Regions from separate parts of the Homo sapiens genome. Here region 2 is linked to region 1. A link is an interaction called in ENCODE POLR2A ChIA-PET data of the cell type or tissue named here. Cell type or tissue: Panc1. All regions are shown on one strand. Each heading gives the region's core, and the rest is flanking DNA. Links, peaks and the distances in the headings are about the cores only.

Evidence for each region. ChIA-PET counts read pairs that join two places held together with the same protein. Peaks named below come from ENCODE experiments on the same cell type or tissue, not always from the same donor. Only the 100,000 strongest peaks of a DNase experiment are listed, where the experiment ranks them.
Region 2: POLR2A ChIA-PET joins it to region 1 with 11 read pairs; 4 of 35 experiments call an interaction of 5 or more read pairs at or near these places.

The regions. Positions count from the first base shown.
Region 1 is chr12:10,095,263-10,111,786 of GRCh38, forward strand. It overlaps CLEC1A (C-type lectin domain family 1 member A), which reads right to left and starts at 3,723. Exons shown (of 6, transcript NM_016511.4): 1 at 3,546-3,723. The coding sequence starts at 3,660. It also overlaps the pseudogene HNRNPABP1. In Panc1, for the core only: no CTCF peak of the experiment used is centred there; no DNase peak of the experiment used is centred there; H3K4me3 peaks cover 546 bases; H3K27ac peaks cover 4,942 bases.
Region 2 is chr12:10,185,239-10,201,762 of GRCh38, forward strand. It overlaps TMEM52B (transmembrane protein 52B), which reads left to right. Exons shown (of 5, transcript NM_001384896.1): 3 at 92-130; 4 at 1,182-1,351; 5 at 4,658-6,566. The coding sequence ends at 4,902. Among named protein-coding and RNA genes, the nearest start is that of TMEM52B, 14 kb to the left of the region's middle. RefSeq lists silencers at 11,039-11,239, 11,276-11,325. In Panc1, for the core only: CTCF peaks have their summits at 5,749 (motif pointing left) and 5,965; a DNase peak (open chromatin) is centred at 5,743; H3K27ac peaks cover 2,413 bases.

The DNA.
Region 1 (16,524 bases), core at 3,157-11,156:
AAAAGAGGAACTTGAATTTATTATTAAATTTTTTAAAATTATTTAACCAAAGTAATTTTTCATATTCTTTTGATAGGATAAAATTTAGTCTCTGGCAGGAATCTCAGCCTGTCAGTTATTTCATCCTCTCTCCTCTTACTGTACTGTTAATGTGAAGTTCTCTCCCTGAACTTATTTTCAATCTACAATTGAGTTAGAATTTCCCACATCTTAAAAAATCATTCTTAAAATCTGTCACCCAATGCTGTAATACCTCAGCAATAACCCATTTTATCTTCAAAAAAAAAGAGAGAAAGAAAAAGAGAAAATGACTTAAATTGTTTATTTTATTATGTAACCATCAGTTCCTTTTCAAACCACTGCTGTCAAAACTAAATATTTTCCTCCTTATTGATAAATTGTTAAATAATCATTTTAGTCTTCCTTTCGCTTAAACTCTCTGCAGTATTTGTTATTTGTTGTTTTTAAAACTCACAGTCATTATCATTGACTTTTCTAAAACTCTTGAATTTATTGTCCTTCCATTACTCTAATTTTCCATTACTCTTGAATTTATTGTCTCTTGATGCCCTTGTTGTCTCTCTCCAAGACTCCTGCTTCTACCACTCTCTGCTATTCATCCCTGGTAGCTCCTTTTGGAATCTTTCATTCTTCTTGCTCCTCAGGTGTTGATATTCCCTCAGATTATCTCCTTGACACTCTCTTCTGTTCATTCATGTTTTCATTTTACATTCCTTCCCTCAGTGATCTCACTCACTCTCATACATTTTAGTTACTAGCCATTTATTTGACTTAATGACTTAGGTACCTCATTTACTTTATTTATTTAATTACTATGCCAGTAATTCCCACATGTCTATGTAGCCCAACCCACATCCTGCATATACGGGTGTCTTTGGACAGCTCCAAATGCATGTCCCTCCTTCTGCAGACCCCTTAAACTCAAACTCAATTCATCATCTTTCCTGTCCCTTCTATAGTTTCTGTCTCAGTTAACATCAGCACCATCTACATTACATCAAACAGAACCTAGTCAACCTACCACCGAAGTCCCTTTCCTTGTCTCCTCACATGTAACCAATCACCGATTATCTAAACTCCAACACCTCGACATCTTTCATATCTGATTCTTTTTCCTTATTTTTACTATACTGCCTCAGTTCAGGTTTTTCTACCCTTGTACTGGACTAGTGGAAAAATTTGGTATCAGCACATGCAGTTTCATATACCTTCAACTTATCATTTCCATTGCAGCCAGGAAGGTCTTTCCAAAATGCAAAATTTTGTTTCTCCCTATCTAAATCCTGCATTGACTTCATTTTAACTATTGAATAGAATTAAACTAGATCAGCATGCCCTAAAATCCCTCCTTAACTTGCCAGACTTACCCCTTTGCTAAGTTTCCCTCCTCCAACTCTACACCTACGCCATACATATTGCTTATAGTTCTCTAAAAATACAAAGCTACTGAAAACCTTCATGACTTTCCCTTCATACGTCTCTCTGTCTATAGTGTCCCCAGCCTCTCAAACACCCTCACTCCCGATTCCTTATTATGTGGAAGATGTTAAAATTAACTCAACTCCACAGTTGCTCCTTCTGTTAAGCCTTTCCTGAACTCCTCTACTTAATTAGGTAAAAATTAAGCCGAGAGCTTGGTTAAGCTCTCGGCTGTACTGTACATGCTTCTGCCATAACACCTTATTATACTTACTCCTTAGTTGAGAATTGTATTAGACTTTCAATTTCCTTATGAACAGGGACCATATCACATTGGACATTATATCCTCAGTACTAGGATAACATGACCCCAAACATAAGTTTGTGAAAAATGTATGAGGTTGTTGTTTTTCATTTTCACTATCTTAATTGTTTGGCATTTTTACTATCTTAATTGTTTGGCATTTTTAAACACAAACATAGTTGTTACGTCAATTGTTATTGACAAAAGTCTAGAAATTAAATGAATGTGTGTGTGATTTATTTTTATTAATTCTAAAAAATAAAAGTTGCCAGCTCTTAATGGTATCACATCATTATGTTGAATCTGAATCCTCCACATTGCCGAAAATTTCTGAGTGATTTCTGCTGTTATTTTTATCAGCGAAGGTATATCAGATATGTTTATCTAAGAAATAATTATACTTCTATGATGGTATTCCCCTAAATGTTTGTATTACCATAAAAAGATGAAAACAAGATCTCATATATGTTGCCTAAGATAACTATTTCCAGATGATTTCTTCCAAGACAATTCTTTGTAATCTCCACTTCTACTGTTTCAATATCCATTTCTTACAAAGAAGCTCCCAGATGTTGCAGCTAGTGTTTTATCTTGCTCCACCTCCCTCTCCACCCTTCAACCTCAGCAGAACTTATTTGTACATGCTGTTCTTAATTATGCTGATCTCTAGTCCTTGACAGAGTTCCTGGCTCCAGTCAAAGGTGGAAAATGAAGTTATATACAAGCTACTCAAAACCACAGCCGTAAAAATGGACTCTTCGTAAGTTTTTTTGGAGGAAAACGCTTTGTATCCTATTACACATATCCTGTGGCTACAAAAGCTGACATCCCTACTTTTGTCACTTAGCTTCATTTCAAAGAGGTTGGAAATCCCCAATGTCCCTTAACAGCTTACTGGGTAGTTTAGTTAAAAAAAAAAAAAGCCATATTAGTAGGTTTCAGGTGGAGGGTCATTTAATAAATAGAAATAAATAGAAAGTGAATGGAGGGTTTAGTAGGAGAAAGGAAGGAAAACTAAAAGTTATTTGATAAAGAAATAAGGAACAGGATAGTTTTTTTTTTTTAAAGGTATATCCAGATTTACAAAGGTGAAGAAAACAATGATATAATCAGAAGGGAAAGGGCATATTAAAACACAGGCACTGAATGAATGTTAAAATGTGGGATTCCTTTCAACATTCCATTTCTTAAGAACCTAAAGTGTTCCTTTCAGCAATTTTGTGTCAGTCTATATCAGATCAGACAGACATTCAAATATTTTACATAATTTATCATTCTCAGTACTCACAACCACCTTGTAAAGGAAGTTTTATTACTTCTATTTAATATTAAGTCAAGTTAATATGAATTAATATACTTAAAGTATTTAAAACACTGCCAGCACATAATGAGCCCTTTATACATGTTTGTGGCCGTTAATATTTTATAAATAAAGAATATGATGCTACCAGGATACTTAAACAACTCATCCAAAGTTACACAGAAGGAAAGTGGCATACCTGGTTTAGGACCTAGAACCTAGTCCTGTGTATATTACCATGTGAGTCCTTTTCACTAGAACTGAAGTCATATTTTAGCTTTAGATTGGCTGAGTGGCCCAGGAAATAAAATCCTTCTCTAAGTGTGGGAATTATGGAACTGAATATAACTGAAAAAAAAAAATCACTACTATGTCACAGGGCGAGTAATTGGAAATAAAATTATAAGATGCAAGCTAAATATCTCCATTTCTAGGAGGGATAGATCATCTCACACATTTCACAAGGACTGTGGTCTATTTGGACTCCAGGAGACAGGGTACCTGTGCGCCGGGGCTCTGGATGCCGAGTTGTGGCAGAGCCTTGAGAATGCAGGCTCATGGTGGTGTCCCCATCATCATCCAGCATGTCCCTCGTGCTGCTGTACTTGGCCTGCATCTGGATTCCTACAGCGGTGAGAGTGAAATGTGGTCGGATTGCCCTGGGCCGCCGGGCTACTGTGAGCTAGTTCAGGAAGCAAGGCACTAAAAGGCATTCCTAATGTTCTTTCCCAGCGAGGGGCAGGGAAAGTCTCTGACTGCAATTCCTGACTGGACAGGCCCAGCCCCTCTCCTGTGAGCTTGTACTCTGAATGCCAAATCAGTCAGGCTGAGGGGAAATAGCATGTGTTTTCTGTTTAGGCCGTCTCAGTCTAAACAGTTGTCAAAAAGTTGGCCTTTCTCAGGTCTTTTTTGTTTACCTGTTTGCATTTCTCATGTAACTTCACTGTAAAGAAGGCAAGAACTTACAATAGCACGGTGTAGCACTGTGGTTCCTTCAGAGTCTGCAGAATAATAATAACTTGGAAGGACACACATCCCTGTTTCTTACCCATCCTTTAGGGAGTCACTTAGTTTAACCTCTCTGTGTCTTTGTGAAAAGAGAAGAGATTATAGGACCTAGCCCCTTCCTTTCTCCAAGAACAGAGTAGTGGTCTTTCTTATAGTATCTGAACTTGATTCAACATTTTATAGCACATTTGGTACATTATGATCACGAGGAATTATACAATTTACTGGAAGTAAAAACTTTTAAAACTATTACTAACCACCATGTGGTTTGGGGAAGCCAGTTCATTTGTGCCTAAATCTCCTAAACTGAGAAGAAAATGTTTTAGGTAATGTGAAAAAATTCTTCCTGAATCAGTACATTAGAATTATATTCCCATCTTAGTCTGTTTGTGCTGACCTACAACAGGATACCTGAGACCAGATAAATTATAAGCAATAGAAATGTATTTCTCAGCATTCCAGAAGGTGGGAAATCTAAGATCAAGGCACTGGCAGGTTTGGATGTCAGGTGAGAGCTGCACTCTCTGTAGAGGAGGAAGGGTATTCTCACGTGGCAGAAAGCAGAAGGTCAAGCCAGCCAAATGCTACATGTAGCGTCTTTTATAAAGGCCTTAATACCATCCTCAAGAGAGAAGACTTCAAGGACTAATCATCTCTTAAAGGCCCCACCTCTCTCAATACTACCACACTGGCAACACCTGAATTCTGCAGGAAACACATTCAAACCATAACAAGACAGGTATCAGTAACAACCTTGTGCCTTTGGGAGGACAATTAACAATTTGCATCTACATTTCCTAAACTGAAAGACAAGAAGATTGTTTTAGATAATGTCTAAAAGTTCTTCCTGAATCTGTACAATAGACTTATATTACTCTACCAAAACTTTTCCAGATGTTAGGTGATAGGTGGGCAAAATCAAGCATGCTAAATATAAAGGAGTGTCAGAATGCTCCAGTTGGGGTAGCCAGACCATATAAAAGATCTATGAGGAAGTGCACATTGTGGATTCACATGTGTTTCAAGCTGTTTGTTGTTCATCAAATTATTCTAAATTTTTTAAAAATTGGAATTTTTTTTTTTTTAGATGGCAGATTGGAGGCAGTGTTAGCATGACTCTACCACTTGGAAGGACAAAATAGTGAGTAAAAAATTCTCACTGTGGGCCAGCCATGGTGGTCACGCCTTTAATCCCAGCACTTTGGGAGGCTGAGGTGGGTGGATCACCTGAGGTCAGGAGTTCGAGACCAGCCTGACCAACATGGCAAAACCCCGTTTCTACTGAAAATATGAAAATTAGCCGGGCGTGGTGGCGGGTGCCTATAATACCAGCTACTGGGGAGGCTGAGGTAGGAGAATCACTTGAATCCGGGAGGCGGAGGTTGCAGTGAGCCAAGATCACACCACTGCACTCCAGCCTGGGCAACAGAGCGAGACTCCATCTGAAAAAAAAAAAAAAAAAAAAAAACCTTCTCACTGTGAACTCTTTTCCCAAGAAGCAACACAGGAACTGAACAGGAAAACTGAAAGAATCCACAGACTCTTTGAAAGAAGCAGCAGGTTATACCTACACCATGAGCTAGGTGAAAAACTGTAAGCTCCCAGGGTGTGTGAGGTGAAGAGACTGGCTCCAGGATACATACCCCCACAGGGGAACCTGAAAGTCCATGCCATGGGGGAAGGCCTTAACCCGTCCCAGCACTGGAACCAATTAAAAGAGCAGTGATGAATATAAAAGTAAGAGCAGCAGCAGGAAGAGGCTTGTGTGCATTCCCAGTCTCCAGCATGAGCCAAGGGAAACTATTCCTTATGCCTCACAGACAACCTCACGGAACTCAGCCAACTAGCTCAGCCAGGGGTTGCACATTGTAAAAACTCCCAACTGAAATTCACAATATAACCTCAAGTGAAATGAACTCCCTTGGCCAGAACCAGAAAGGTGAGTGGGAAATGTGTTGCAGCCGTGAGTGCAGGATCTGGGTGCCAGCTGTGTGGGTGGACAGAGAGGGGCATGGCCTGAACGCCAGCAGTTGCTATCACCACGGGAAAAGTTTATGGCCTCAGGCAGTTGTGAGCTCTGAGTGCAGACTGCCTGGAACTTAGCTCACTGCTGCTAGCAGAGTACTGCAGGAGCCAGATCTGCCTTGCCAACTGTGTGACATCTGGGTTAGGCTTACTGCTGCCTACTACTCCCCACTCCCTGTGCAACCACATCTCCAAAAGGGGCCGCTGCTTGCCATGCACATGGTGACTCAGAGTGCAGACCCACCTAACACAGCCCTCATCTGGCTTTGCCCCTCCACCCACCGTGGTAGCTTAATACAAAGGACAGAAACCCTGGGGAGATTTATAGCCCCATCCATCACCTGAGAAGCCAGACTACCTACCCTGGGCAACATAAGGCAAGCACAAATCCCACTGCTACTACCACACCTGATACTCTTTTGCAAATGCCACCCAGTAGCTGGAAGCCTACCAACACAGTCCATTGCAGCATCTGTAGGTGGAATAACACTGCACTCAAGAAGGACAAAACTACTGTGTGACCTCAGCTATTACCACTTCCTGCACTACCCTGTCTAACCAGGAGGTCCTGAGTCTATCCACATGACCAGTTTATTACTACCTGAACTAGCATTCAAGAAAGACAACACACTAAAGTTATCTATAATCAAGGAATCTCACAGGTCTATGTCACGCCTCTGGCACCCCCATCAGACCTGGTGCTGATAACAGCTGCTGGAAAACTGGAGGACAGGTCATATCACTGGATCCTTAGCAGACATCCCCCAGCACTAGTCTGGAGCCACTGAGTGGCTAGACCCTGAGGAGCAGCAGCACTCATAGTAGTCTGTCTCTCAGGAACTTCTACTCCTAAGGAAAGGGAGAGTGTGCCACATCAAGGGAACACCCTGTGTGAATAAAGAATCCAGATGGCAGGTCTTAAGGATTAGATTGTTCCACTGGTGGGAAGTTTCTTTCAATAGAGGCAGAATTGAAGTGCTGGGCTCAGCAGGGAATGTCTACAGCTGTCCCAACAGTCAGACAGCCCTGGTGCTTATCAAGGATCTTGGAGAAGGGGACTTCTTACCAACCTCGTCCACCACTGCAGACACAGCTGGGTCTTCTCCCACAAGAGCTCAGCATGGGTGCACCCATAGACAGACTTTGTAGAACACTTCAGGGTGACCGCAACCCCACAGGGGAAGCAACCCTCCAGTTTCAGGCTTACATAAGAGGCAGAGTCACAGTTCTCTACTTGGAGCACTAACATTCCAGCAGATGAAAAGAGAGGCCTGTCTGATCTGAATAGCCAGAATATTGGGACAGATGTGAGTCTGGGAGATGGATAGCTTCCCAGCTGACCTGACAGGGGAGCTAAGGTGGCTACCACCCTTCCCCTGATAAGACTTCAGTGTGTCTCCCTGACAGCTCCCCCAGCCCCTTTTGTCAAGGCTGAGACCTCTGCCCACCATTGGGTATTGCATTTACCCACCTTCTTTAGCCACAACTGGTTCCTACCTAGGAACACCTCCACTACTGGCCTGAAGCCTGAACCATCAACCCAGTGAATAAAATACTGGAGCAAAGTAAATAAATTTAAAAGTGCATACCACATTGGAATGAGATAAGCTTCCAGAGACAGTAAGTTTGCTCACACATTCAGCACATTACTACTATGTCTAGCATCTGAGAAAGCCATCATACAAAGTTTCTCTATAACCAAGGAAATCATACAGAATTTTCACCCCTAAAAGCACCAAGAACCAAATTAGGCTATAACAAACTATAAACATTAAAGTCAAATTCTTAAGAAGGAAAATAAGAAATAAAATCACACAGTCAAATCAAAAATAAATTTAAGAATAATTAGAAGAAATAGTCTACCCAGATGAGGAAGAACCGGAAAAGTAATTCTGTTAATATGATAAAATGGGGTTCTATAACACCTCCCAAAAGATCACATTAGCTCTCAAGCAATGAAGCCAAACTAAGATAAAATCTTAGAAATACCAAATGAAAAATTCAGAATGTTGTATAAGAGCTACTCAAGGAGATACCAGAGAAAGGTGAAAACCAACATAAAGAATTTTTTTAAAAAATTCAGATTATAAATGAAAAATTTTCTAGAGAGCTAAATATCATAAAAAAGGAACGTCTGGAAATGAAAGGCACATTTAGGGAATTACAAAATGCAGTGGAAAGTATTAACGATAGACTAGAACAAGTAGAAGAAAGAATTTCAGAATTCAAAGACGAGGCTTTCAAATTAAGCCAATCAGACAAAAATGAAGAAAAAAGAATCAAGTAAATGAAGTCTCCAAGAAATATGATAGTATGTAAAACAGCCAAACCTAAGAATAATTGGTGTTCCTGAGGGAAGAAGAGAAAACAAAAAGTTTGGAAAACTTATTTGAAGGAATAATTGAGGAAAACTTCCCTGGCCTTGCTGGAGATTTAGATACCCAAATCTGGGAAGCTCAAAGAACTCCTGAGAAACTCATTGCAAAAAGATCACCACGAAGGCATAGTCGTCAGGCCATCTAAAGTCAACATGTAGAAAAGAAATCTAAGAGCAGTCAGACAAAAAGCATCAGGTCACCTATAAAGGAAAACCTATCAGACTAACAGCAGACTTCTCAACAGAAACCTTATAAGCCCAAAGGAATTGGGACTCTATCTTTAGCTGCCTTAAACAGAGTAACTGTCAGTCAAGAATGTTGTATCCAGCAAAACTAAATGAAAGAGAGATAAAATGAAATGAAAGAGAGATAAAGTCATTTTCAGACAAACAAATGCTGAGAGAATTTGTAGTGCTACCAAACCAGCATTACAAGAAATGTGAAAAGGGCTGGGTGTTTTGGCTGATGCCTGTAATCCCAGCACTTTGGGAGGCCAAGGTAGGAGGATCACAAGGTCAGGAGTTCGAGACCAGCCTGGCTAATATGGTGAGACCTCATCTCTACTAAAAATACAAAAATAAGCTAGGCCTGGTGGCTCATGCCTATAATCCCAGCACTTTGGGAGGCCAGGGCAGGAGGATCACCTGAGGTCAAGGGTTTGAGACCAACCTGGTCAACATGGTGAAAACCCATTTCTACTAAAAATACAAAATTAGCTGGGCGTGGTGGTGGGTGCCTGTAATCCCCACTACTTGGGAGGCTGAGGCAGGAGGATCACTTGAACCCAGGAGGTGGAGGTTGTGGTGAGCCAAGACCATGCCATTGCACTCCAGCCTGGGCAACAAGAGGGAAAAGTCCATCTCAAAAAAAAGAAAAAAGAAAATAAAAAATTAGCCAGACATGGTGGTGGGCACCTGTAGTCCCAGCTACTCGGGAGGCTGAGACAGGAGAATTGCTTGAACCAGGGAGCTGGAGGTTGCAGTGAGCCAAGATCGCACCACTGCACTCCAGCCTGGGCAACAAAGTGAGACTCCGTCTCAAAAAAAAAAAGAAAAAAGAAATGTGAAAAGGAGTTCTAAATCTTGAAACAAAGCTCAATATGCACCAAAATAGAACCTCTTGAAAGCATAAAACTCGCAAGGCCTATCAAACAACAACACAATGAAAAACACAAAGTATCTAGGTAACAATTAATATGAGTACAACAGTACCTCACATCTCAATATTAACATTGAACATAAATGGCCTAAATGCTCCACTTAAAAGAAACTGATTGGCAGAATCAGTTTTAAAAATTACAAACCAAATATCTGCCATCTTCAAGAGACTCATCTAACATGTAAGGACTCATATAAATTCAAGGTAAAGGGGTAGAAAACAATATTTCATGCAAATGAAAACCAAGTGTGAGCAGGAGTAGCTCAAAATAAAGGCATGGAGGAAGATATACCAAGGAAATGGAAAGCAAAAAAAAAGCAGGGGTTGCAATCCTAGTCTCTGATAAAACAGACTTTAAACCAACAAAGATCAAAAGAGACAAAGAAGGCCATTACATAATGGTAAAGGGATCAATTCAACAAGTAGAGCTAACTATCCTAAATATATATGCACCCAATACAGGAGCACCCAGATTCATAAAGCAAGTCCTTAGAGATGTACAAAGAGACTTAGATTCCCACACAGTAATAATGGGAGACTTTAACACACACCCCACTGTCAATATTAGACAGATCAACGAGACCGAAGGTTAACAAGAATATCCAGGAATTGAACTCAGCTCTGCACCAAGCAGACCTAATAGACATCTACAGAACTCTCCAACCCAAATCAACAGAATATACGTTCTTCTCAGCACCACATCGCACTTATTCCAAAATTGACCACATAGTTGGAAGTAAAGCACTCCTCAGCAAATGTAAAAGAATAGAAATCACAATAAACTGTCTGTCAGACCACAGTGCAATCAAATTAGAACTCAGGATTAAGAAACTCACTCAAAACCTCACAACTACATGGAAACTGAACAACAACCTGCTCCTGAATGGCTCCTGGGTACATAACGAAATGAAGGCAGAAATAAAGATGTTCTTTGAAACCAATGAGAACAAAGACACAATGTACCAGAATCTCTGGGACACAAAGCAGTGTGTAGAGGGAAATTTATAGCACTAAATGCCCACAAGAGAAAGCAGGAAAGATCTAAAATCGACACCCTAACAACACAATTAAAAGAACTAGAGAAGCAAGAGTAAACACATTCAAAAGCTAGCAGAAGGCAAGAAATAACTAAGATCAGAGCAGAACTGAAGGTGACAGAGACACAAAAAACCCTTCAAAAAATCAATGAATCCAGGAGCTGGTTTTTTTAAAAGATCAACAAAATCAATAGACTGCTAGCAAGACTAATAAAGAAGAAAAGAGAGAAGAATCAAATAGATGCAATAAAAAATGATAAAGCGGATATCACCATCGATCCCACCGAAATACAAACTACCATCAGAGAATACTATAAACACCTCTATGCAAACAAACTAGAAAATCTAGAAGAAAGGGATACATTCCTGGACACATACACCCTCCCAAGACTAAACCAGGAAGAAATTGAATCTCTGAATAGACCAATAACAGGCTCTGAAATTGAGGCAATAATTAATAGCCCACCAACCAAAAAAGTCCAGGACCAGACGGATTCACAGCTGAATTCTACAAGACGTACAAAGAGAAGCTGGTACCATTCCTTCTGAAATTATTCCAATCAATAGAAAAAGAGGGAATCCTCCCTAACTCATTTTATGAGGCCAACATCATCCTGATGCCAAAGCCTGGCAGAGACTCAACAAAAAAAGAGAATTTTAGACCAATATCCCTGATAAACACTGATGCAAAAATCCTCAATAAAATACTGTCAAACTGAATCCAGCAGCACATCAAAAAGCTTATCCACCACGATTAAGTTGGCTTCATCCCTGGGATGCAAGGCTGGTTCAACATACACAGATCAATAAATATAATCCATCACATAAACAGAACCATCGACAAAAGCCATATGATGATCTCAATAGATGCAGAAAAGGCCTTCAACAAAATTCAACAGCCCTTCATGCTAAAAACTCTCAATAAACTAGATATTGATGGGACGTATCTCAAAATAATAAGAGCTTTTTATGACAAACCCACAGCCAACATCATACTGAATGGGCAACAACAGGAAGCATTCCCTTTGAAAACTGGCACAAGACAAGGATGCCTTCTCTCACCACTCCTATTCAACATAGTGTTGGAAGTTCTGGCCAGGACAATCAGGCAGGAGAAAGAAATAAAGGGTATTCAATTAGGAAAAGAGGAAGTCAAATTGTCCCTCTTTGCAGATGACATGATTGTATATTTAGAAAACCCCATCGTCTCAGCCGAAAATCTCCTCAAGCTGATAAGCAACTTCAGAAAAGTCTCAGGATAAAAAATCAATGTGCAAAAATCAGAAGCATTCCTATACACCAATAACAGACAAACAGAAGCCAAATCATGAGTGAACTCCCATTCACAATTGCTACAAAGAGAATAAAATACCCAGGAATACAACTTACAAGGGATATGAAGGACCTCTTCAAGGAGAACTACAAACCACTGCTCAATGAAATAAAAGAGGACACAAACAAATGGAAGAACATGCCATGCTCATGGATAGGAAGAATCAATATCATGAAAATGGCCATACTGCCCAAGGTAATTTATAGATTCAATGCCATCCCCATTAAGCTACCAATGACTTTCTCCACAGAATTGGAAAAAAACTATTTTAAAGTTCATATGGAACCAAAAAAGAGCCCGCATTGCCTAGTCAATCCTAAGCCAAAAGAACAAAGGTGGATGCTACCTGACTTCAAACTATACTACAAGGCTACAGTAACCAAAACAGCATGGTACTGGTACCAAAACAGAGATATGGACCAATGGAACAGAACAGAGCCCTCAGAAATAACACCACACATCTATAACCATCTGATCTTTGACAAACCTGACAAAAACAAGAAATGGGGAAAGGATTCCCTATTTAATAAATGGTGCTGGGAAAACTGGCTAGTCATACATAGAAAGCTGAAACTGGATCCCTTCCTTATACCTTATACAAAAATTAATTCAAGGTGGATTAAAGACTTAAATGTTAGACCTAAAGCCATAGAAACCCTAGAAGAAAACCTAGGCAATACCATTCAGGACATAGGCATGGGCAAGGACTTCATGACTAAAACACCAAAAGCAGTGGCAACAAAAGCCAAAATTGACAAATGGGATCAAATTAAACTAAAGAGCTTCTGCACAGCAAAAGAAACTACCATCAGAGTGAGCAGGCAACCTACAGAATGGGAGAAAATTTTTGCAATCTACCCATCTGACAAAGGGCTAATATCCAGAATCTACAAAGAACTTAAATTTACAAGAAAAAAACAACCCCATCAAAAAGTGGGCAAAGGATATGAACAGACACTTCTCAAAAGAAGACATCTATGCAGCCAACAGACACATGAAAAAATGCTCATCATCACTGGTCATCAGTGAAATGCAAATCAAAACCACAATGAGATACCATCTCACACCACTTAGAATGGTGATCATTAAAAAGTCAGGAAACAACAAATGCTGGAGAGAATGTGGAGAAATAGAAACGCTTTTACACTGTTGGTGGGAGTGTAAACTCGTTCAACCATTGTGGAAGACACTGTGGCAATTCCTCAAGGATCTAGAGCCAGAAATACCATTTGACCCAGCGCTCTCATTACAATACCCAAAGGATCATAAATCATGCTACTATAAAGACACATGCGCACGTATGTTTATTGTGGCACTATTCACAATAGCAAAGACTTGGAACCAACCCAAATGTCCATCAGTGATAGACTGGATTAAGAAAATGTGGCACACATACACCATGGAACACTAGGCAGCCATAAAAATGGATGAGTTCATGTCCTTTGCAGGGACATGGATGAAGCTGGAAACCATCATTCTGAGCAAACTATCACAAGGACAGAAAACCAAACACCACATGTTCTCACTCGTAGGTGGGAATTGAACAATGAGAACACTTGGACAAAGAGTGGGGAACATCACACACCGAGTCCTGTTGTGGGGCGGGGGGCAGGGGAAGGGATAGCATTGGGAGAAATACCTCATGTAAATGATGGGTTGATGGGTGCAGCAGGCCAGCGTGGCACATGTAAACCTACGTAATGAGCCTGCACGTTGTGCACATGTTCCCTAGAACTTAAAGTATAAGAATTTAAAAAAGAGAGAATAATACAATCTACGGAAACAGTGTTAACTGTTTTTTCTAGTTTTGTGTCTTTTGCAAACTTGACATTGTTGATATAGAAATATAGCTTCCCAAGCTGACTGTTACAAGGCAACCATCACACATTTGTATCTGTCAAATTCTGGATTTCTAGGTTTTTGTTTGGTTTTGGTTTGATTGCTTTTTGAAGCAGTCAATATGTTATATAGTAACAAACAAAATATAAATAGTTTATCCTCCAGGGAAAAAAAGAAATGAGACTGGAAACATTACAATAGATACCACAGAAATACATAAAATCATTTGAGACTACTATGAACACTTTTAAGTACACAAACTAGAAAACCTAGAGGAAATGGATAAATTCCTAGAAAATACAACCCTCCTAGATTAAATCAAGAAGAAATAGAAACCCTAAACAGACCAATAACAAGCAGCAAAACTGAATCTGTAATTTAAAAAAAAAAAAAAAGCCAACAAAATAAAGCCTAGGACCTGATGAATTTACAGCTGAATTCTATCATTAATTCAAAGAATTGATGCTAATCCTACTGAAACTATTCAGAAACTGAAAAACAGGGAATCCTCCCTAAATGATTCTATGAAGCCAATATCACCCTGATACCCAAACCAGGAAAGAATATAATTTTAAAAAGACCAGTACTACAGACCAATATTCCTGATGAACATAGATGTAAAAATCCTTAACAAAATACTAGCTAACTGAATCCAACAGCCAATCAAAAAGATAGTACAATGCTGGGCACAGTGGCTCATGCCTGTAATCCCAGCACTTTGTGAGGCCAAGACAGGCAGATCATTTGAGGTCAAGAGTTTGAGACCAGCCCAGCCAACACGGCAAAACCCCATCTCTACTAAAAATACAGTAATTAGCCAGGTGTGGTGGCACATGCCTGTAGTCCCAGCTACTTGGGAGGCTGAGGCAGGAGAATCACTCAAACCCGGGAGGTGGAGGTTGTAGTGAGCTGAGATCATGTCACTGCACTCCAGCCTGGATGACAGAATGAGACTCTGTCTCAAAAAGAAAAAAAAAGAAATATATGAAAAGATAATACATCATGATCAAGTGTGTTTCATCCCAGGGATGCAGGGATGGTTTAACATAAGCAAGCCAGTAAATGTGATACATCACATAATTAGAATTAAAAACAAAAACCATACAATCATCTCAATAGATGCAGAAAAAGCATTGAATAAAATCCTGCATTCCTTTATGATAAAAACCCTCAACAAACTAAGCATAGAAAAGACTTACCTCAAAATAATAAAAGCCACATAGGACAAAGCCACAGCCAACATCATACGGAAGGGGAAAAGTTGAAAGCATTCCTCCTGAGAACTATAACAAGACAAGGATACCCACTTTCATTATTTCTATTCAGCATGGTACTAGAAGTCTTAGCCAGAGCAATCAGGCTTGAGAAAGAAATAAAAGGCCTTCAAATTGGTAAAGAGGACGTCAAACTGTCACTCTTTGCCAACAATATGACTGTATACTTAGAAAACTCTGAAGACCCCTCTGAAAGACTCCTAGACTTGATAAACAAATTCAGTAAACTCTTAGGTTACAAAATCAATGTACACAATTCAGTAGCACTGCTATACACCAATAACAACCAAGCTGAGAGTCAAATCAATAACTCAACTCTTTCACAACAGCTGCAAAAATAAATACCTAGGAATATACTTAACCAAGGAGGTGAAAGAGCTCCACAAGGAGAACTACAAAACACTGCTGAAAGAAATCATAGATGACACAAATTGAAACACATCCAATGCTCATGGATTGGAATAAACAATATTGTGAAAATGACCATACTGCCCAAAGTGATCTGCAGCTTCATTGCAATTTCCATCAAAATACCATCATCATTTTTTCACAGAACTAGAAAAAACAATCCTAAAATTCATATGGAACCAAAAAAGAGCTTGGATAGCCAACGCAATCCTAAGCACAAAGCACAAATCTGGAGGCATCACATAATTAGACTTCAAATTTTACTATAAGTCTATAGTTACCAAAACAGCGTGGTACTGCTATAAAAGTAGACACATGAACCAATGGAATAGGAAAAGAGAACTCAGAAATGAAGCCGAATGTCCAGGCAAGGTGGCTCACACTTGTAATCCCAACACTTTGGGAGGCCGAAGCAGGCAGATCGCTTGAAACCAGGAGTTCGAGACCAGCAGGGCCAAGATGGCAAAACCCCTTCTCTACTAAAAATACAAAAATTAGCTGGATGTGGTGGTGCACACCTGTAATCCCAGCTACTCAGGAGGCTGAGGCAGGAGAATCGCTTGAACCTGGGAGGCGGAGGCAGCAGTGAGCTGAGATTGTGTCACTGCACTCCAGCCTGGACAACAGAGCGAGATCCCATCTCCAAAAACAAAACAAAACAAAAACAAAAAACACAACAAAAACAAAAACAGAAAACGAAAAGGAGGCAGCGGCACCGCCCCTGCGGGAGCTGGTTTGTGGGTCGGTGGGTTCCCTGAGGCGGCGGCTGAGGAGGAGGAGTTGCAGTTGCAGTTGAAGTCAGCTGGCGGAGGCCAGACCTCAGCAGCGCGAGCTGGAGCACAGCCGAGCCCAAGGCGCTTTCCCCGGTGGGTGGGGACAAGTGGGCGAGTAGCCGCCGCGACTCGGCCTATCATGTCCTTGCAGACGCCTGGCGCCAACGAGAACCCAGGCCGCCCCGAGGGCGAGTCGTCGGAGCGACCGCAGCGCCCTCGAGCGGGAATCAAAATCAAAAATCGCCGA
Region 2 (16,524 bases), core at 2,717-10,716, 90 kb after region 1:
ACATCATATTGTAACTCATATTTCTGAGTCTGGAGTTATAACAGGGATTGACTATATTTTTAATGTAGAAAACTTTATTCTTTCTTTATAGTTGCCTGACCACAGACTGGGTACATCTCTGGTATATATGGTAAGTTTCACTTATAATACCCAGAAAGACACTGTATTCCTCAAGGCCATTAAAAATGACAACCTGCCTACTTACTTAGCATCTCATGGAGTAAGATTTCATTACTTCATCACTACCTATGTGACAATATGTCAGGATTTCCTTTTTCAATACCATCTCCTCCGCAAACATCAAACCATTACTGTGTCCTTCCCTCGGAGTCTGTTCTAGAAATATCTCAACGAAGATTACTTTAGTGAATTAAAAAGCAGAGCCTGGCCGGGCGTGGTGGCTCACACCTGTAATCCCAACACTTTGGGAGGCTGAGGCAGGCAGATCACTTTGAGGCCAGGAGTTCGAGACCAGCCTGAGCAAAATAAAGAAACCCCCATCTCTATTAAAAATACAAAAAAAGTTGGGCGCGGTGGCTCACACCTGTAATCCTAGCACTTTGGGAGGCCGAGACAGTGGATTATCTGAGGTCAGGAGTTCAAGACCAGCCTGACCAACCTGGAGAAACTCCGTCTCTACTAAAAATACAAAATTAGCTGGGCGTGGTGGCACATGCCTGTAATCCCAGCTACTCAGGTGGTTGAGGCAGGAGAATCGATTGAACCCAGGAGGCAGAGGTTGCGGTGAGCTGAAATTGTGCCACTGCACTTCAGCCTGGGCAACAAGAGCAAAACTCTGTCTAAAAAAAAAAAAATTAGTCGAGTGTGGTGGCATGTGCCTATAGTACTGGCTACTCAGGAGGCTGAGATCGTGCCACTTCACTCCAGCCTGGGCAACAGAGCAAGACTCTGTCTCAGAAAAGAAAAAAGAAGCAGCCCCCCAAACTACCTTAAATGTCTTACTATTTGTTCTAATGAATTGACTTACTGCAGCTGACAAAATAAGGAGGTGTATCTATAAAGCAAAAGCCTTGAAATTAAAATTATAAATTAAAATATTTATAATTATTCTATAAAATGTTTAGACAAGAATCAAAACACAGACATTAAAGACTGGTTACAGCAGAGCTGGGAAAAAAGCCAGATCCCAGAGCTCCCACTCGCCCCGTGGGCTTTTGCAGGTTGCTAGTGGTAATTGGCGCGCTGCTTCTCCTGTGTGGCCTGACGTCCCTGTGCTTCCGCTGCTGCTGTCTGAGCCGCCAGCAAAATGGGGAAGATGGGGGCCCACCACCCTGTGAAGTGACCGTCATTGCTTTCGATCACGACAGCACTCTCCAGAGCACTATCACATGTGAGTACACTGAACTTTTAACCTGGGAGGAGGACCCAATTTAAGGGAATAATGAAAAGGGTGCAAAGGTGTAGAACCACTGATCGAGTAATATTAAAGATTCCAGGACTCACAATAATTTCCATTCCCAGAAGCCTGATGGTGCAGTGACCTGGGCTGTCACTGAAGCTGTGTTCTCAAGGGTCTGTCTGGCTCATGATAAAGAAAGAAGTGAAATATTGGAGGCTATTGGAAATATTGAATAGGAAGAATTAGCCAGTTTATAAATAGTTACTTTGCTAAAAACTATTTTGAACTCCAAACGGATGCCTTTTTCAAAACGTCTTGGATTTTGTGAAATCTACTTTTTCTATTATCTATACTATTTTATATTTTTAAAGAAATTAATGACATGTACTTTCAGTTCTTTATTCTTCAAGGCTTGATACACTAAATTTTAGCCTTAACATTTTCTCAATGATTATAAGACACTTTCCCTTTTCTTCTGTGGTTCTATTCTTTCCATGACGGTTTTTTTTTTTTTTTTTTTTTGAGATGGAGTCTTGTTCTGTCGCCCAGACTGGAGTGCAGTGGTGCAATCTCAGGCTCACTGCAACCTCCGCCTTCCGGGTTCAAGTAGTTCTCTCCCTTAGACTCCAGAGTAGCTGAGATTACAGGCACCTGCACCATGCCTGGCTAATTTTTGTATTTTTAGTAGACACGAGGTTTCACCATCTTGGCCAGGCTGGTCTCAAACTCCTGACCTTGTGATCCACCTGCCTCCGCCTCACAAAGGGCTGGGATTACAGGCGTGAGCCACCATGCCTGGCCAAAATGGTTACTTTCTTTTTTTGACACGGAGTCTCCCTCTGTTGCCCAGGCTGGAGTGCAGTGGTGGGAATCTCAGCTCACTGCAACCTCCGCCTCCTGGGTTGAAGAGATTCTCATGCCTCAGCCTCCTGAGTAGCTGGGATTACAAGCAGCCACCACCACACCAGGCTATATTTTTTTAAATTTTTATTTATTTATTTGTTTATTTTTATTATTGGTAGAGACAATTTACCATGTTGGCCAGGCTGGTCTCAAACTCCTGACCTCATGATTCACCTGCCTCTGTCTCCCAAAATGCTGAGATTACAAGCATAAGCCACTGTGCCTGGACTATGCTCTTTCCTAAAATTGAGGAGCAAGTACCAGTCAGAACACCAGCTGGCAAAATGTGGATATTTATTTTGAAAAGAGAGTGATGGCTGGGCGCAGTGGCTCATGCCTGTAATCCCAGAACTTTGGGAGGCTGAGGCAGGTGGCTTACTTGAAGTCAGGAGTTCGAGACCAAGCTGGTCAACATGGTGAAACCTCGTCTCTACTAAAAATACAAAAACTAGCCAGGCATGGTGGCACACACCTGCAATCCCAGCTACTTGGGAAGCTGAGGCGTGACACTCGCTTGAACCCGGGAGGCAAAGGTTGAAGTGAGCCGAGATCGTGCCACTGCACTCCAGCCTGGGTGAGCGACAGAGAAAGACCCTGTCTCAAAACAACAACAACAACAAAATAGAATGATATGATGTGTTGCTGTTCACCTTTCCTACCTCCCCTTTCTCACTGTCATCTTAGGAAAAAAGGATAACCAAGGCTGGGCACGGTGGCTCAGTCCAAGGCGGGCAGATCATCTGAGCTCAGGAGTTTGAGACCACCCTGGGCAACATGGTGAAACCCCGTCCCTATTAACGTACAAAATTTAGCTGGGCGTGGTGGCACGGGCTTGTAGTCCCAGCTACTCGGGAGGCTGAGGCACGAGAATCATTTGAGCCCAGGAGGCGGAGGTTTCAGTGAGCCGAGATGGCGCCACTTCACTCCAGCTTGGGCTACAGAGTGAGACACCATCAAAAAATAAAAAAGGAAAGAAAGAAAGAGAGAGAGGGAAGGAAGGAAGGAAGGAAGGAAGGAAGGAAGGAAGGAAGGAAGGAAAAGAAGAAAAAGAAAAAGAAAAAGAAAAAGAAAAAGAAAAAAGATAACTGGGCATGGTGGCTCATGCTTGTAATCCCAGAACTTTGGGAGGCCGAGGCAGGTGGATTATTTGAGGTCAGGAGATTGAGACCAGACTGGCCAACATGGTGAAACCCCACCTCTACTAAAAATACAAAAATTAGCCAGGCACTTTTGTTGGCCAGGCACGGTGGCTCACACCTGTAATCCCAGCACTTTGGGAGGCCGAAGCGGGTGGATCACAAGGTCAGGAGATCGAGACCATCCTGGCTAACGCAGTGAAACCCCATCTCTACTGAAAATACAAAAATTAGCTCGGCGTGGTGGCGGGCGCCTGTAGTCCCAGCTACTCAGGAGGCTGAGGCAGGAGAATGGCGAGAACCCGGGAGGCGGAGCTTGCAGTGAGCCGAGATCGCGCCACTGCACTCCAGCCTGGGCGACAGAGCGAGACTCCGTCTCAAAAAAAAAAAAAAAAAAAAAAAAAAAAAAAAAAATTAGCCAGGCACGTTGGCACATGCCTGTAATCCCAGCTACTCGGGAGGACGAGGCAGGAGAGAATTGTTTGAACCTGGGAGGTGGAGGTTGCAGCGACCCGAGATTGTGCCACTGCACTCCAACCTGGGTGACAGAGTGAGACACTGTCTAAAAAAAAAAAAAAAAAGAAAAGAGATGAGGTAAAAATAAATAATCCTAAGGAGTCTATAGTATCGGGGGCTGGGGGAAAGGGATCTAAGTCTGAAAGGGGAAAGGGCAGGGTTGAGTTGCAGGATGCAGAAACATTCTTGGCTGGGTGTGGTGGTTCACTCCTGTAATCCCAGCACTTTGGGAGGCCAAGGCGGGTGGATCACCTGAGGTCAGGAGTTCAAGACCAGCCTGGCCAACATAGTGAAACCCTGTCTCTACTAAAAATACAAAAATTACCTGGGCATGGTGGCGGGCGCCTGTAATCCCAGCTACTTGGGAGGCTGAGGCAGGAGAATCACTTGAATCCAGGAGGCGGAGGTTGCAATGAGCCAAGATCCACCATTGCACTCCAGCCTGGGCAACAAGAGCAAAACTCCGTCTCAAAAAAAAAAAAAAAAAAAGAGAGAGAGAGAGATACAGAAACATTCTTTAGATTATTTGAGGTTACCAGAGAAAACAGGTCCTTCTAGCAGAGCAGGAAGCTGGGTTGTAAACATGCTTCAAAGGATATTCATAAAATTTGGGGCAAGGAGTGACAATGAGTTTGGATACTTGTAAAAAATGAAGCGACAGTTAAGTGTGAAGTAAGTCTCTGCTGTCTGAGGGTGTCCTGTTTCCCTTAGTTTCTTAGCTCTGTTCCTTCTTTCTTCACAGCTCTGCAGTCGGTGTTTGGCCCTGCAGCTCGGAGGATCCTGGCTGTGGCTCACTCCCACAGCTCCCTGGGCCAGCTGCCCTCCTCTTTGGACACCCTCCCAGGGTATGAAGAAGCTCTTCACATGAGTCGCTTCACAGTAGCCATGTGCGGGCAGAAAGCACCTGATCTACCCCCAGTACCTGAAGAAAAGCAGCTGCCTCCAACAGAGAAGGAGTCGACTCGAATAGTTGACTCTTGGAACTGATGAGAGCTGTCATTTTATAAATAGGAGTGGAGTGATGTCCAGAGTCTGTGGGAAAATGGAACACATACTTTTCTAACCCTCAGAAGTTTTAAGATGGCATCTAACACCATCATTCTATGGGAAAGATGGTTCTTACTCTTCGTTCACAGGCCTTTATATCTTCCGATACAGAATGCTCTAATTGGGAACTCTAATTTTGTATCCAATGGCCAAAATCTGCAAGTAATCTCTAGCCACACTGATTACTACTAAACCAGGAAAGCATCAAGGTGTCTTGAATTCCTTTAACTATTGAGTGCATATAGAATTCCTGTACCCACATGATACTGCAAGTTGTGTCTCTCTCTGTCAGCGAATCCACTGCGGTTAACTGGAAAAGAAAGACAACAGTGTCAGCACAGCCATCGACATTAATGCACTGAATGCATGCATCTTTCCTCCTGAGACAGCAATCGATTTTACACCGAATGACAATGATCATCTTAGACAGCACAACATACCCACTCGGATATCTAAAAGCTAGGGATGGCATTGCTGATATGGGCAAAGAGAACACAGTATAGTATTTAAGTGCCAAATATCAGTCTTTCTTTCTCTCTGGTCCTACCCCTCAGCAGTATGAAAAACTCCATACTGTGCAGTCACAGTTGGATTAATTCTTCAGTTCCTCCGCACTGCAAACACATATATGTGCGCACATGCATGTATACCTGCACCCTGTTTTAACTCTAAAGGAATAGTGTTGCTTTACTTCTTTCCTGTTTTGCCTGGACCACTTAAAGCCACAACACCTCTATAGTGACACACGCTAGTCTCTAGTGGTGGCCCTCACTGCCACCTAGAGGAGCCATGGTGGAAAACACACTCTCTCCTTTGAGCCTATCTGCACATCTCTCGAGTTCTTGGAGCAAAAACTAAATGCTGAACTAAGCCTGGTTGAGATGCTTCCCATGGACCATGCCGCAGCACAGTGCTAATCTATCCACAAAACATACCACCTCCCAAAGTATTATTATTGGAAAATCGAGGAAGTGACGCACATTTAGGGAAAAACTACTCACCTTAGAAAAGTCACTGAAATCCTTTTTTTTTTTTTTGAGATGGAGTTTTGCTCTTGTAGCCCAGGCTGGGATGCAATGGCATGGTCTCAGCTCACTGTAACCTCCACCTCCCGGATTCAAGCAATTCTTCTGCCTCAGCTTCCCGACTAGCTGGGATTACAGCTGCCTGCCACCGTGCCCAGCTAATTTTTGTATTTTTAGTGGAGAGGGGGTTTCACCATGTTGGCCAGTCTGGTCTAGAACTCCTGACGTCAGGTGATCCGCCCACCTTGGCCTCCCAAAGTGCTGGAATTAGAGGCCTGACCCCCTGCTCCTGGCCTGAAATCTTTAAAGCCGTTTTTTCCCTAAAAAATGGGAAATAATAACACCTCAGAAGGTTTTTGTGAAGATCAAAGAAGCTAAATATATGTGGCATGATTTGTAAAGTGTTATGCATATGTATGTTATTCTTCCTACTGTCTTCTAACCTTCCCTTGCCTGCTATGACTTATCTGAGAGCCATGTTCCCATTTATCTTTTTGCCAACTATGTTACTGTTGTCACACCTGAAATGGCTTTGTTTTTATCAATAAATACTTGTTGATTGCGGTAAACAGCAACAGATATAAGTGATTCCTCGTAATATGTTCTGGGTAGAGGTAAGGAATATTTGAGAAAACTAATTGTTTATTAGGCAATTAATTAACTCCAGAACTCAAGGAGGCAACACAGAGCCAAGAATTGGCTGATTATGCAGCTCCTTGTTAACTACATTCTTGGAATGCTCACTCAGCCCGGAGGGAAAAATGTTCTGAGTATAACCTGCTGGGGATCTGAAATTATCCTGAGTCATTTAACAAATTGGCTCTGGGAATTATTGAAATGCATGAATTGCTAATAGCGCCTGAAGGGACCTTGTTTTACTGCTGCCAAATGAGTCATTTAGTCATCAAAGACACATTCCAAAAGACATTCTAGGCTCTTCTATTAAGGCACCAGGACATCACAGACTTGGCAAAGGTAAAATGTTCATTGGCATTAGAATATCTTGGGGGAAATCTTGCCTATAATGTCTTATCCTAAAGGATAAGACATAATGTCTATTCCTAAAGGAATCTCTCTTCCCCACATCCACTCCCTAGCCCCTACCACCTTATTTGAAATATAGAATCACTTCCAACCATGACATGCTACTACCCTGTCCCCTGTGTCCATCCCATAGTGTGCCTTTTCCTCATCTGCTTCACATGTGCTGCTCCTCAGTCACATGGAGTCTCTCACTCCCGTAACTCCCCCATTTGGTCACTAGTTATTTGTACCCCTTTGGCCTCAATTCTTTCTATACTGAATCTAATACATCTGTTAATCACCTCCATCACCATCATTATTGTTCTCAATTTTTTAAAATCCTTTTTAACTTTCTTCACATCTACTCTTTAAACACTGGCTCGGCTGGGCACAGTGGCTCACGCCTGTAATCCCAGCACTTTGGGAGGCCGAGGTGGGTGGATCACTTGAAGTCAGGAATTCCAGACCATCCTGGCCAACATGGTGTAACCCCGTCTCTACTAAAAATACAAAAATTAGCCGGGCGTGGTGGTGCGGGCCTGTAGTCCCAGCTACTCGGGAGGCTGAGGCAGGAGAATCGCTTGAACCTGGGAGGTGGAGGTTGCAGTGAGCTGAGATCATGCCACTGCACTCTAGCCTGGGCAATAAGAGCAAAACTCTATCTCAAAAAAAATAATAAATAAATAAATAAATACATACATAAATAAATAATTTGAGTTGTGCTTGCATTACAATCATTTAACAGGTTTTATGTGTGTTCAGCAAGTATGATTTAAGAAATTACGTACCAACTGGGCACGGCGGCTCATGCCTGCAATCCCAGCACTTTGGGAGGCCGAAGAGGGCGGATCACAAGGTCAGGAGTTCGAGACCAGCCCGACCAACATGGTGAAACCCCGTCTCTACTAAAAATACAAAAATTAGCTGGGCGTGGTGGCACGTGCCTGTAATCCCAGCTACTCAGGAGACAGAGGCAGAAGAATCGCTTGAACCAGGGAGGCGGAGGTTGCAGTGAGCCGAAATCGCACCATTGCACTCCAGCCTGGGCAACAGAGCAAGACTTTGTCTCCAAAAACAAAAAAAAAAGAAAGAAAGAAAAGAAATTTTGTACCAAGAATAGTGTAGAGCATGCAAAACAAACAGGGCCTCTGCCTCTGGGTCTTCACAGAGTTTATATCTTCACAGAGTTAAATTTTTAGGAATATTAAGAAAAACCAAGATAAAATAGTAGCAGATTTATAAATACAAAGAGCTAAACAAAGACTGAAAGGGGACAACAGATAGGAGAGGGTAGAGGATACTTGGGAGAAGCAAAGTAAAAGAAAAGCATTTTCAAAGATAAGAAAAGCCTTGGTAAATCTGGGAAACTTAAGAAAAAAAAAAGAAAAAGAAAAAGAGTAGAGGCTGGGTGCGGTGGCTCACGCCTATAATCCCAGCACTTTGGGAGGCCAAGGAGGGTGGATTATTTGAGGTCAGGCATTCAAGACCAGCCTGGCCAATATGGTGAAACCCCATATCTACTAAAAATACAAAAATTAGTGGGGTGTGGTGGCACACGGCTATAGTCCCAGCTACTCTGGAGGCTGAGCCAGGAGAATTGCTTGAACCCAGGAGGCAGAGGTTGCAGTGAGCTGAGATAGTGCCACTGCACTCCAGCCTGGGCAACAAAGCAAGACTCTGTCAAAAAGAAAAAAAAAAGAGAGAGAGAGAGTAGAGTAGCTGATTACAGGGAGCGAGGGAGACAGCTACAGGAAACAAAGTTCAAGAGGAAGGAGAGAGACCTTGCGGACCAGAAGTCTGGACTATATTTTACATGTATTGAGAAGCGGTGGAAGGATTTTTTTTTTTTTTTTTTTTTTGCAGAGTTGCCCTCCTGTTGCCCAGGCTGGAGTGCAGTGGCGCGATCTCGGCTCAATGCAACCTCCGCCTCCTGGGTTCAAGTGGTTCACCTGCCTCAGCCTCCCAAGTAGCTGGAGCTACAGGCATGAGCCACCACACCCAGCTAATTTTTGTATTTTTAGTAGAGACGGGGTTTTACTATGTTGGCCAGACTGATCTCCAGCTCCTGACCTCAGGTGATTCATCTGTCTCAACCTCCCAAACTGCTGGGATTACAGGCATGAGCCACTGCGTCTGGCCTGTGGAAGGATTTTAAATAAGTCACTTGATGCAATTTGAATTTTAAGACAATGACTCTCAATGCTACAGGAGAATGGAGTGGAGTGGGAAAGTCAGAAGGTCAGAAGTCAAAGATCAGAAGATCAGGGAAAGTCTTCAGAGGTACTGAAGAATAGTGGATAAGAGATGATTGTGGATAGGATGGGTGTGGTGGGAATAAAGGGAGAGAGAGAGATAAATGTAGGAATTTGAGAGATATATTGGAGATAGGATCATCAGGACTTGCAGCTGAATTGGAGAGGAAAATGTATTAAGGAAAGGAAAGGAAGTGAAGAATGACTTCTAGATCATTTACCTGAGCTGATGCATGGAAAGTACAGCTATTTATTAGTATGGAGAAGACTGGAGGAAGACCAGATTCAGGAGAAAATTTAAACAGTGATTTCTAAAAGTGAGGAATAAGGCATTCGCTGGTGAAATATGTACCAAGTTAATCTAAGCTAAGTCCTACTGCACCAAACAGTAAAAAAAAAGCTCAAACTTGCTAATGGAATAAGTCAAAGTTTTCCTTGGAATTGAATGAGGAAAGCCTCAATTCATGAAAAAGAAAAAGAAATTTTACATTAGTCATTTAGCTTTGTAATGTTTTTAAGATAATTCACTGGAGACTGCATGGAAACTGTTGGTTACGCCTCTCTGAGACTCTGGGGTTTAGACAGGAGGATATAAGTTTGGAAGCTATCAAGTTAAAATGTATATTCATATATATGGACATGAATGAGATCATCTCTCCCCATCCTCACCCTCTTGATCTTTTTCCCTCTCACTCCTTTAATTTTTCACTTTCTACCAGTTTCTTCCCTTTAGCATATAGTAGTTTAGTATGACTTGTATACCGTAAAGGGAGAGCAGCGCATGAAGTTGAAGTGGCACACTGCTCAGCCTCGCACCAGGCAATTCGGCAACTGAACTTGAAGACAATGAGGTGTGACTTAACATTTTATTTGCAGGAAAGCTCCATTATGTGATCAATTTTTAAGAAACATACCCTGATGAAAGTTTGAGGTCTTAGCTGAAATGTGAGGAAGGCAGATCTTAATCCTGACTAGGAGCATATTGTAAAGCTGGAAACCATCATTCTCAGTAAACTATCGCAAGGACAAAAAACCAAACACTGCATGTTCTCACTCATAGGTGGGAATTGAACAATGAGAACACATGGACACAGGAAGGGGAACATCACATGCTGGGGACTGTTGTGGGGTGGGGGGAGGGGGGAGAGATAGCATTAGGAGATATACCTAATGCTAAATGACGAGTTAATGGGTGCAGCACACCAACATGGCACATGTATACATATGTAACAAACCTGAATGTTGTGTATGTGTACCCTAAAATTTAAAGTATAATAATAATAAAATAATAAAATAAAAAATAAAATCCTAGTTAAAAATGGGGAGCTTGCAGGGCGCAGTGGCTCACGCCTGTTATCCCAGCACTTTGGGATGCCGAGGCGGGTGGATCACCTGAGGTCAGGAGTTCGAGACCAGCCTGGCCAACATAGTGAAACCCTGTCTTTACTAAATATACAAAAATTAGCTGGGCATTGTGGCACACGCCTGTAATCCCAGATACTCGGGAGGCTGAGGCAGGAGAATCACTTGAACCCAGGAGATAGGGGTTGATGTGAGCCAAGCTCATACCACTGCACTCCAGCCTGGGTGGCAGAGCAAGACTCTGTCTCAAAAAAAAAAAAAAAATGATGATGATGAGCATGAAAAGGAACATTGAGGTGGTGGTAAAATGATGTTCTTTTTTTTTTTTTCCAACAGAATTCTAAGCTGTGCTCAATTGAAAAAAAAAAAAAGTAACAGTGGTTAAAAACATGATTTTTAACACAATTGTTCTCTAGGTCTCTCCTATAATTTTAAGCAGAGGAAATTCACTGGCCCCTCTTTCTCAGCTCAAATAACATAAATATGCACAAACCCTCCGAGCAGGGCAGCTCCAATCTGCGGTCTTTTCAACTTACTGTCAAGGGTGATTACACTGGACAGAAAACCACATCCTCTATCGCCTTTTTTATTTTGAGACAGAGTCTCGCTCTGTCGCCCAGGCTGAAGTGCAGTGGCATGATCTCCTCTCAGTGCAGCCTCCGCCTACTGGGTTCAAGCGATTCTCCTGCCTCAACCTCCCGAGTAGCTGGGACTACAGGCGTGCACCACCACGCCCTGCTAATTGTGTGTGTGTGTGTGCGTGTGTGTGTGTTTTCAGTAGAGATGGGTTTTGTCATGTTGGCCAGGCTGGTCTCAAACTCCTGGCCTCAAGCAATCCACCCACCTCAGCCTTCCAAAGTGCTGGGATGACAGGCATGAGCCACCGTGCCCGGCCCTCCTATCATTTTTTGCTTGTGAGGACTAAGCTCTGATTTTTAAATCTTACCCTAATTCCTATCTAAGGAGTCTAGGGAGTCATGCCCTACTAACCATAAATTCTCATCAGATGGATTTTATTTAACCCTGTATATCATGACTTACTTTCCCATCTGACTCTGGCATAACATGTGACAAAGAAGAAAGTCAAAATATTTTACCCCAAAACATGTTTCTTTGCCACATTTTGAAATGGCCCTGCAAAGCTGTCCTTTGTGGGGGAAAATTTGCATCCGTAAAGAATCTCAGCCAGCTGCAGTGGCTCATGCTTGTAATCCCAGCACTTTGGGAGGCTGAGGCGGGCAGATCAACTAAGGTCAGGAGTTCAAGACCAGCCTGGCCAACATGGTGAAACCCCTGTCTCTACTAAAAATATAAAAATTAGCCCAGAGTGGTGGCATGCACCTGTAATCAATCCCAGCTTATAGTGGGAGGCTGAGGCAGGAGAATTGCTTGAACCTGGGAGGCCGAGGTTGCAGTGTACCGAGATTGTGCCATTGCACTCCAGCTTGGGCAAAAAGAGCGAAACTGTCTCAATAATAATAATAATAATAATAATCTCTATTAACATAGCTAGATCTTTTCTTCCAGGCCCTCCCAATCCTAAAGAGATTAACTAAGAGTCTAGCACCTTTTAAATATCTGAATAGAAAATCATTGTCATCTATTGTCTCTAAGGACAGCCACTATAAGACTTCAAAAGAACCTTGGTCTCTACAATCTTTTATTTTAACATGAACATTTCCTTTCTATGGATCCCAGGTCTTTAGACAAACTCAACAAATTGTCAACCAGAAAATGTTTAAATTTGGAAGCCCCCCCGCCACACCCCACCGGCTTTGAGTTGTCCCACCTTTCTGGACCAAACCAATATATTACTTAAATGTGTTTGGTTGACATCTCATGCCTACCTAAAATGTATAAAACCAAGCTGCACCCCGACCACCTTGGGCACATGTCCTCAGGACTTCCTGGGGGCTGTGTCATGGGCCATAGTCACTCATATTTGGCTCAGAATAAATCTTTTCAAGTATTTTACAGAGTTTGACTCTTTTTGTCGACTCTTGCTAAAACCAAAACTATTGGAGTCAGGGCTGCGTCCAGTGTGTTGTCAATTTCTGAAAGAAGATGTTGACACATGCATAGCAGTAGGAAGTGACCCTGACAGCATAAAGCTCCTAATCTGTGCGGGAAAACTGAAAGATGAACCTCTACTAAATTTACACAAGGGCAAACTCTCCTTCAGTGGGGAGGCTGGGTCTGACACATTCTGTGGCTGTGATGACCTAGTTGTCGGTGGTTTACAGGCAAATACGACAGTATAGAGTGCTTTGCAGTAGCCCGTTTTCCCTCCAGGTCTAGCTCAGGAACTGCAGCATCAGTTCTAATTGAGTTGGCCTTGTAGGTATGGCTATAAGATCTTTATTTATTTTTTAATTTTTTAATTTAATTTATTTATTTATTTATTTTTTGAGATAGAGTTTCGCTCTCGTTGCCCAGGCTGGAGTGCAATGGCACGATCTCAGCTCACCACAACCTCTGCCTCCCAGGTTCAAGCGATTCTCCTGCCTCAGCCTCCCTAGTAGTTGGGATTACAGGCATGCACCACCATGCCCAGCTAATTTTGTATTTTTAGTAGAGACGGGGTTTCTCCATGTTGGACAGGCTGGTCTCAAACTTCCCACCTCAGGTAATCCGCCCGCCTCGGCCTCCCAAAGTGCTGGGATTACAGGCGTGAGCCACTGTGCCCGGCCCGGCTATAAGAACTTTATCAGAGGGACTGATTAGTTAATCTGTTAAGCGTTTACTTGCATATGAGAGTATGGAAATAAAGCAGAAACAGGAATTGTTTAACAAATTTAAGTGGCAGGAGATTAAAATGGCAAAGTCTGGGGAAGGTATGCTTTGTTTTCTTTTCCTTGGGTAAAGTAGCTTGGCTGGAAGGTAACAAAGAAGTCAGTGTGGGACATCTGCCGTTGAGCAAGCCAACTGGGAAAATGATTTCAGTGATTTATGGATTGTCTAAGATACATGGAGAGTTCAACTGTGGAAAATATGTGACATGCTATCACTGAGTAGTGGTGGCCAGTGTCTTCCATTGGCATCTCCACCTTGGTTAACCCAGAATTGTGCTATTTCCCACCCCAGGGTGCCTCACAACTTTGGGAGTCTGGGAAGGGTACTATGAAAGTAAGCAGTGTAGGACCGGGCCCGGTGGCTCACGCCTGTAATCCCAGCACTTTGGGAGGCCGAGGCGGGCGGATCACGAGGTCAGGAGATCGAGACCATCTTGGCCAAGATGGTGAAACCCCATCTCTACTAAACATACAAAAATTAGCCAGGCCTGGTGGCATGCGCCTGTAGTCCCAGCTACTCGGGAGGCTGAGGCAGGAGAATCGCTTGAACCCGGGAGGCGGAGGTTGCAATGAGCCAAGATCACATTACTGCACTCCAGCCTGGGCAACAGAGTGAGACCCCGTCTCAAAAAAAAAAAGTAAGCAGTGTTGAAATCTAAAGGATAATTGAATTTTAAACATTAATTACATGGTGTAATGGCATTTTCTGTTTATAAAAAAAGATAGAAAAAAATGAGAATGTGAATCATGGAGACTGGTAACAATTCCAGGAGTGATGTGATAGGAATTAATCTGGAAGACAGGTTCACTTCTTTTTTTTTTTCTTAAGACAGAGTCTTGCTCTGTCACCCAGGCTGGAGTGCAGTGGCCCAATCTTGGCTCACTGCAAGCTCCATCTCCCAGGTTCACGCCATTCTCCTGCCTCAGCCTCCCGAGTAGCTGGGACTACAGGCGTCTGCCACCATGCCTGGCTAATTTTTTGTATTTTTAGTAGAGACAGGGTTTCACCGTGTTAGCCAGGATGGTCTCGATCTCCCGACCTTGTGATCCACCCGCCTCAGCCACCCAAAGTGCTGGGATTACAGGCGTGAGCCACTGCGGCCGGCCTGGTTGGCTTCTTTTTATGGAAGGCATTAAATGTGAGCTTCAGCAGTTTGGACTTTATCCTGCAGTCAATGAAAGCCATCGCAAGTTCTTGAAGAGGAAAAGGGGATAATGTAACTTTTAAGATGCTTTGGTTGTCACTAAAAGATGAATAAGAGAAGTAAAATACAGGAGACAGGGTGACCATTATGGCTACAGAGCTACCGCAGAGGCAATGTCTCTTTAATTTCTATGATAAAATCTTACTTATGGACAAAAGTTATGAAATAAGGCAGACTCAGTTAACGCCTCTTCTCTCTCAGCCTCCCAGTACCAAACCTTAAATTGTTTATGTTGCCTTTTGGTTCTTGCTATTCCTGTTTGATAAATGATGTCAGTGCTACAAGTATCTAGACTTTTCTTTAATCCCACTTTGTATATCAAACTTGCCTATACAGTATCTCTCTTGTGTGCTCTTCTCTTACACTGTAGTTAGGACCTGCTCTCCCCTCCAATATTAATACTAATTACCATAAGTGGTAAGGTTGAATACTATCCTCTCTCTCCCAAAGAGTTGTAACTTCAAACTCAGTAAATACCAAAGTTGATAAATGCAAATCCAATTCAATGAGAACAAAAGTTAATTAAGAGGACGGGTACGGTGGTTCACATCTGTAATCCTAGCACTTTGGGAGGCCAAGGCAGGCAGATCACTTGAGGTCAGGAGTTCAAGACCAGCCTGGCCAACATGGTGAAACCCCTGTCTCTACTAAAAATACAAAATTAGCCAGGCGTGGTGGCACTCGCCTGTAATCTCAGCTACTTGGGAGGCTGAGGCAGGAGAAGCACTTGAATCCGGGAGGTGGAAGTTGCAATGAGCTGAGATTGCACCACTGCACTCCAGCCTGGGCAAAAAGAGCAAAACTCTATCTCAAAAAAAAAAAAAAAAAAAGAAGAAGAAGAAGGTTCATTAAGGGTCAAATAATTTGGCTGGGCACAGTGGCTCATGCCTGTAATCCCAACACTTTGGGAGGCTGAGGCAGGCGGATCACCTGAGGTCAGGAGTTGGAGACCAGCCTGACCAACACGGTAAAACCCCATCTCTACTAAAAATACAAAAATTAGCTGGGTGTGGTGATGCGTGCTTGTAGTCCCAGCTACTTGAGAGGCTGAGGCAGGAGAATCATTTGAACCTGGGAGGCAGATTGAAGTAAGCCAAGATAGTGCCACTGCACTCCAGCCTGGAGGACAGAGTGAAACTACGTCTCAAAAAAAAAAAAAAAAGAGTCAAATAATTGGTTAGTAATCACAGCCATTTGAATGCCAACTGTGCACCTAATGCATTATGTCACTTAATTCTCCAAACTCCCATTTTTTAGCTTTGGATGGTGAGTTGTCAGGAAGTAATGTCATTTGCAGAACAACTTTGTCAGACTTCAAACATCAAACTGAAAAACACTTTCCTCTTTTTTTTTTGAGATGGAGTTTCACTCTTGTTGCCCAGGCTGGAGTGCAGTGGCACGATCTCGGCTCACCGCAACCTCCACCTCCCAGGTTCAAGCGATTCTCCTGCCTCAGCCTCCCGAGTGGTGGGGATTACAGGCATGTGCCTCCATGCCTGGCTAATTTTGTATTTTTAGTAGAGACAGGTTTTTCCATGTTGGTCAGGCTGGTCTCAAACTTCCCACCTCAGGTAATCCTCCTGCCTCGGCCTCCCAAAGTGCTGGGATTACAGGCGTGAGCCACCGCGCCTGGATCCTCTTATTTTTTAATTTTTATTTTTTTAAAATTAAATCTATGTATCTTTACAGATTGAAAATTCAAATAGCCCTGCAAGGCTTGTGAAGAAAAATAGCACCTTCCCACCACACACACATTTTCTACTCCCTACTTTTTAGCTGATATTTTTAGGCCTACAGTTCTTCAAATACGATGCATATGTTGCTATTCTTGATTTTTATTTTTGGTTTGGAACACAATCTATTGACTTGCCATTATAGAAGATGAAAATGAGGCTCTTTTTTT